2 separate regions of the Homo sapiens genome follow, and region 1 is linked to region 2. The links are chromatin contacts, found by Hi-C or POLR2A ChIA-PET in ENCODE. All regions are on one chromosome and are shown on one strand. Each heading gives the region's core, a stretch centred on a gene start or an enhancer-like site at or near the end of the contact. The rest is flanking DNA. Distances are from core to core; before and after follow the strand shown. Region 1 holds the start of ZNF280B (zinc finger protein 280B). Region 2 has its middle 40 kb from the start of GGTLC2.

Region 1 (2,786 bases), core at 99-2,598, 96 kb after region 2:
ATCCTTTGTTTGGGGTACTCTCGTGGCAAAACTGCTGGCGAGTGTACCCTTTCTGCAGAAAGTGAAAATGGCCTTGCTGAGAAAATTAAATTTATGTTCAAGTGCTATTTCTTTGCGGCACCAGGGAACAAGCATTTCTAACAACTAGCAAAATTAGGACATATCTAATTGAAGGATAATGAACATATTACCAAGCGGACTGGTGAGACACAGTTAAACTGGTACTTAAAGGTAAATTTATAGCATTAAATACAAGAGAAACAAAAAAGTTTACAAGCAAACGAGGTAGGCATTTTTCTCCAAAAGTTGTAATGAGAAGTAACAGAACAAGCCTATGAAGTCACGAAGGAAGAAAATAACAGAATGGAAGAAATAGATAAAATAGATAAGAAAATAACATTATAGATTAATTAAACCAAAAGCGATTTACCCGCCCCCCAAAAAGATTGCTAAAATAGACTTTTGGCAGAATTGGTCAATTCAAAAAAAAAATCAAAGCTGCAAGTAAACTGAGTGGGCAAACTTTCTGTAAAGGGCCAGACAGTAAATATTTTAAGCTTTTCATACATGGTCTCTGGCAATTAATCAACTTTGCTGTTGAAGCAGGAAAACAGGCATAAATAATACCGAAAGGAATGGGCATGTTTGTTGTTCCAATAAAACTTTATTTATGGACACTGAATTTTGAATTTCATATAATTTTCACATGCCACAAAATATTCTCTTTTTAGCCATTAAAAAAACGTGAAATCGGTTCTTAGCTTGCTGCCAGCTGTACAAAAACAGGTGGCAGGCTGGATTCAACTGGCCCCAGATGTAACTAGAAGAGGACAGATGTTAGGTTCAGTTGTTTCCTCACAATCCCTTAAGCATGGATAGTCAACAAAGGGACCACACCTGAGAATTATAACAGCTGGCCTTCTGGTGGGCAAACCATCCCCTGATGGACTGGAAGCCTACCCCCCACCCCAAGCCCTGGCTGCGACAGCTCTGGAACCCTGACTGCCTGGGTGCCCCTCAGCTCTGGAACCCTGACTGCCTGGATGCTCCTCAGCTCTGGAACCCTGACTGCTTGGATACCCCCTCAGCTCTGGAACCCTGACTGCCTGGAACCGTGATCCGGAACCCAAGATCCTTTCAAGGCCTCAGGGGTATTGCTGCTGCCCTCCTCCTTCTCAATTTAACCCCGCGTCCAGCCGTCGCCACCAGGGGCGTCAGAGCGCGCGCATGCTCCTAGCTCGGAGCCGCGCCGATCTCGCGCCGGCACCTGGCAGCCAATCGCAGGTCTCCACTGGACGCGCGCGTGTGGAGGCGTGCGCGTCGGCGGCGCCGGGGGCCTGAGGAGGCGTAGTCGCCGCCGGCTGTGCCCCGGGAGCGCCTCCGGGGCTGGTGCGTGGCCGGCAGCTCGCGAACAGCAGCTGATCCGGACTGGTAAGGACGGGGGCGTGGCGCGGCTTCAGCGTTCCCTGAGGGGAGACTTGAGGGATTTCATGGCGAGCCGCAGCCCTGCGGGTCGCGACACCGCGCTTGGCCGTGCGCTGCCGGAGCGGCCTTTGCAATACAGCCGCTTTCTGTGGGGGAGTGCAGGGCAGAAGCAGGTCCCACGATCCCCTCACGCACACCCCCTTCCCTAATCTCAGCGGGCGCCACTTTTACATCAGCCTCCACTCCCTCACGCAGACGCCCCCACCCCCGGGCTGGGCCCGGGCCTCCTGGAGAAGGGGCCTTTCCTGGCTCCCAGTGCGCTCCCCTCCCCCATCGCCCCCGCGGGGTCTCTTTTGGCGCTCAATGTATTTAAAAATCTGAAAACTGCTTTGTAACCCCAGGCCCTCCCCAGTTCTGGAGACCTGTAGGCCCAGACCCCTTAAGGCATTTGAATGTATGGGTCTCTCTCCCCTACCGCAGCGTCTTGTCTCATTTACTGCGTCGCTGTCGGGACTCTTAATGCAGCCCCTGGGACCCTAATGGAGTCCCTCCCGTGAGAGCCAGGACCTCGGGTGATTTGCAGGCTTTTGATTTGGGCAGTTGGCGGGTGGGACGTTTTCCTTTGCTAAGGTAGGGTAGATTGGAGGAACAGATCTGGGGGAAAGGAGTTCAGTTCACTTATCTGGTTAAGTGTGAGATGATTGATAAACACCTAAATGGCAATGTCAGGCAGTGGGATCGAAAATATTCTTGTGACATGTAAGTAACTAATGCTTCTCTCTGGTTACCTCAAGGATGTGACCTTCTGCCTGGAATAGCTCAAGTTCTTAAAAGTTGCGTTGTAATAAACCTGAGGTAAGAAAAGAGAAGTCTCCCTGATGAGGACCAAAGTTGTATTTTCGTCCTTCAGTTTCGCTCCCCTGCCCTTTCCTTTGCTGAAACATAGCTGTTTGGTATTCAATATTTTACTGAGGGAATCTGAATGATGTGTTTGATTAGTTCAGGCCAATTGTTGATGTAGGTCATTCGGGAACCCTCTAAATTGCTTTGTTGAGAAAGGAGAGGGTGGTAGTGGCATTCTTTTACCACATCTCTTGAAAAAAAAAAAAAGAGCATCAGGGATGTTAAGTTATATAAAGCTGACTCCTTTTATCCTACCCTCTTTCTCAGCGACTGTATTTCATGAGGTAACTGCATGCAGCAGGACAGGGGAGGTCATCTGAAGTCATTGCATGCCAGTAGGTGAGATTATAGTGAATTGTGTGCCCAGCAATTTGTGATTACAGCTCAGTGAGACCCATTGTATTAGTTATCTATTGCCGTGTAACAAATTGTCTCAAAACTTAGTAGTTTAAAAAAAA
Region 2 (3,031 bases), core at 200-2,699:
ATGATTTATGTTGGAGTTGTTTCCTTCATGTCTCCTATACTTGAATTTTGTTGAGCTTCTTGGATATTTCAGTTTATGGTTTTCACCAAAGGTGAAAAATATTTGGCCATTATTTATGCAAATACTTTTTTCTATTTCTCCTCCACCCATTTCTATTTCAAACACTAATTACACATACTTTAGGCTGTTTGAAGTTGTCCTACAACTCACTGATACTCTGTTCCTTTCTATCATTAATTTCCATAATTATTTTTCCCATATGTGTTTCATCTTGGACAATTTCTACTGCTGTATTATACAATTTGCTAATCTTTTTTTTTGCAGCTAATCTTTTTTTTTGCAGCTAATCTTTTTTCTGTTGTCAAACTCACCCAGTGTATTTTCTAAATTTCAGACATTGTAGTTTTCATCTTTACAAGTTCAATAATTCCTCTTTTTCGGTTTTCCATGTTTTCACTTTACATGTTCAATTATTCCTCTACTTCTTCTTCAAACAAGAATAAAATTATAATAATTGTGTGTGTATTGACTCCTGATTCACCCTTTTCATAGCCTACCTGGAGACCTGGAGGGAAGGGCAGCCTCAAGGTCTCATATCTGGGTGAACAGGGCAAGACCTGCTCATGAATTTGTCCACAGTTTTTTCCTGGAGCTGAAGAAAGAGTGTGACAGATGGAGAAAAGGTTTTTGTCTCACTTCCCCTTCTGCCTGTGTCACCGCGGAATGAGTACGACTGCTGTCCCATGACTGACAGTAATAGTCAGCCTTGTCTTCAACCTGAATCCCAGTGATGGTCAGGGTGGCCATGTTCCCTGAGCTGGAGCCAGAGAATTTCTTAGGAATCCCTGAAGACTGGACACTGTTAAGTTAGATGACCAGCCCAGGGGCCTGGCTTGGCTTCTGCTTGTACCAGTTTACAACGGAGTCTTCTATGCTGTCTCCCTGGCAGGTGATCCTGGCTGTCTATCCCAAGGCCACAGACACTGCAGGCTCCTGACTCAGCTCAGAGGAAACCACGGAGCCTGCAAGAGAAGAGAGAAGAGGTGAGTCTGAAGATAAGGGTCTCATTTCCAGAGCCCCACACCCTGCATTACTCCCTGTGCTGAGCTGAATGTCAGGGCCAGGCTGATTCTTGGTCCTGTGGGGGCTGAGCCCTAGGAGGCAGCACCTGTGCAGAGAGTGAGGAGGGTGAGCAGGGGAGGGGTCCAGGCCATGGTGGAGATGCCCCAGAGCTCTGCCTCTGAGTCCACAGCTGGGAAGGGGCCTCCAGGCCTCTCTTAACATAGGAAGGGGATGCTCTTCATGCAAATCTACTTCCTTCCCTCCTGTGGCCTTGGTGAATGGCTCCCTAGTGAGCAGACAAGGGCTGGGCTTATAGAAGGGTATAAAAATGGGCCCTGTCCCCAGTTCTGTACAGATTCCTCACACTTTCTGGATGAGTGAGAAAGTGCTGCCCCCAACACATGCATACACTCCTCAGTTCCTGTTCTGGGGTGTTCACTGAGCTCGGCCAAGCACCTCAGCCATCCTCTCTATTGATGTGTCTGAGTTCTTATCTGAGCCCTGAGGCTGAGACCTTCATGTTAGCAATTTTCCAAGTTTAGAATAAAGGCCAGGTGGGTGCGATGAGTGGAGAGTGAATTTTACCAAATAGAAGAGGCCTCACAGGAAGCACCAGTCATGCCCTTTGCCTTTTACACTTGGGTGCTACCAGGGGACTTGAAGTTATTAGGGTCCCCAAACCAAAGTCCACAGCATCCTACTGTGCCCACACGGGGAATGTCATCTTCCATGTATGACTAGTTCACACAGAATGCCTGCTTATGAGTACTTAATATATGCCTGATGCTTTGGAGGGTGTATTAGACATGTCACCTCAACCAGGCATTCATTATAATTCTACAGTAACCCTATACATCAGGAAAGCACTGATGTCTACTGACAAGAGACCCAACATCAGGAGGTTACACGGTTTTCTCAAAGTTCTCAGATGGTAGTGAGTGGAATCCAAGACTCCATCCAGGAGACACACCTCAGAGCCTAACCATTCAGCCCCCTCCTTTCTCTACCTCCCACCCAGTGCTCCTTCTCCTCCTGCTTATCCAGTGCCCTAGGTCCCTCTTTTCACAACCCTCTACTCTTTAGTCAGGTGTACTGCCCTTCCTGAGTTCTGGGGACAGAGGTGAGGACATCCTAATGCTCCCTCTGGCAGATGAAAAAGGAGCATGTGTCTGCAGTGACACTGGGGACATCCAGATGCCTGGTCATGCTCCTTGTGCCAGGCTAATCTCTAGACAAGTTAGGATCAGGATTCCATTTTTGACGTGGTCAAGGCCACTAAGCCTGAACAACTGTCACACTAGATACTGAACCACTTTAACGTTAATACACATGATTGGCAAGAAAGTATTTCTCACCTGATATCCTATACATATATATTGGTTTTTAGACCTAGTTCTGCTGAGGATGTGATGAAACTAATTCCTTTGTAAGTGCCGCTGCATTGTAATTAGCAACGTCATGTGAAGCCCTGTAGGTGCCATGTGCACGGACCGAAACCTCCATGTGCTGACTCCTTGGGATTTAGTCTAAAGAGGTAACTGACCTAAGATTAGGCCACAGGCCACAAATACGCCCGCTCCTGTCCTTGGTGAGTGTGTGGCACACAGCTTCTCCATGCCTTCCCACCTGATGCGCATCCACTCCTCATCTCACTGGGCTCCTCCAGGTGTCCTGCTGGCCACTCGTGCAGGTCACTTGTAACACCTTTGCTTGTGGGTCCTGACATGCTAAGACGACCCTTGGAGAATGTACCTTCATAAAAGTGATCAGTGCTTGTGGGATAGGCAAAAACAGCAATTTATGAAAAATAGCAATACACTAAGCTTCAATAAAATATTCTTCATCATGAGCCCTTTTTGTTCTAGATCTATGTATAAAAAATTGCTTTCTTACTTGTTATTGGGCTTATCACAAGAATCTTCCCACTGAAAGGGATCCTTGGAGCACAATTTACAGGGACCATTGCCAT

The links. Hi-C counts contacts between places; a loop is a spot of excess contacts on that map. ChIA-PET counts read pairs that join two places held with the same protein, here RNA polymerase II (POLR2A). Pooled maps may share reads with other maps.
Region 1: a pooled map shows a loop between it and region 2 (2.3-fold over the local background). The contact joins the promoter of ZNF280B here to the enhancer-like site in region 2. A Hi-C loop is called at or near these places in 2 of 50 pooled maps. POLR2A ChIA-PET finds 5 or more read pairs at or near these places in 3 of 52 experiments (K562, OCI-LY7 and Panc1).

What each region holds. Positions count from the first base shown.
Region 1 is chr22:22,507,304-22,510,089 of GRCh38, reverse strand. ZNF280B (zinc finger protein 280B) reads left to right here and starts at 1,348. Exons shown (of 4, transcript NM_080764.4): 1 at 1,348-1,431; 2 at 2,220-2,280. It also overlaps IGL.
Region 2 is chr22:22,602,876-22,605,906 of GRCh38, reverse strand. It overlaps IGL and the pseudogene IGLV3-31. Among named protein-coding and RNA genes, the nearest start is that of GGTLC2, 40 kb to the left of the region's middle. Within about 2 kb of position 1,449, at least 3 of the 41 ENCODE cell types and tissues checked have a DNase peak (open chromatin) inside an H3K27ac peak, as active enhancers do; they include OCI-LY7, where a contact is called at or near this core.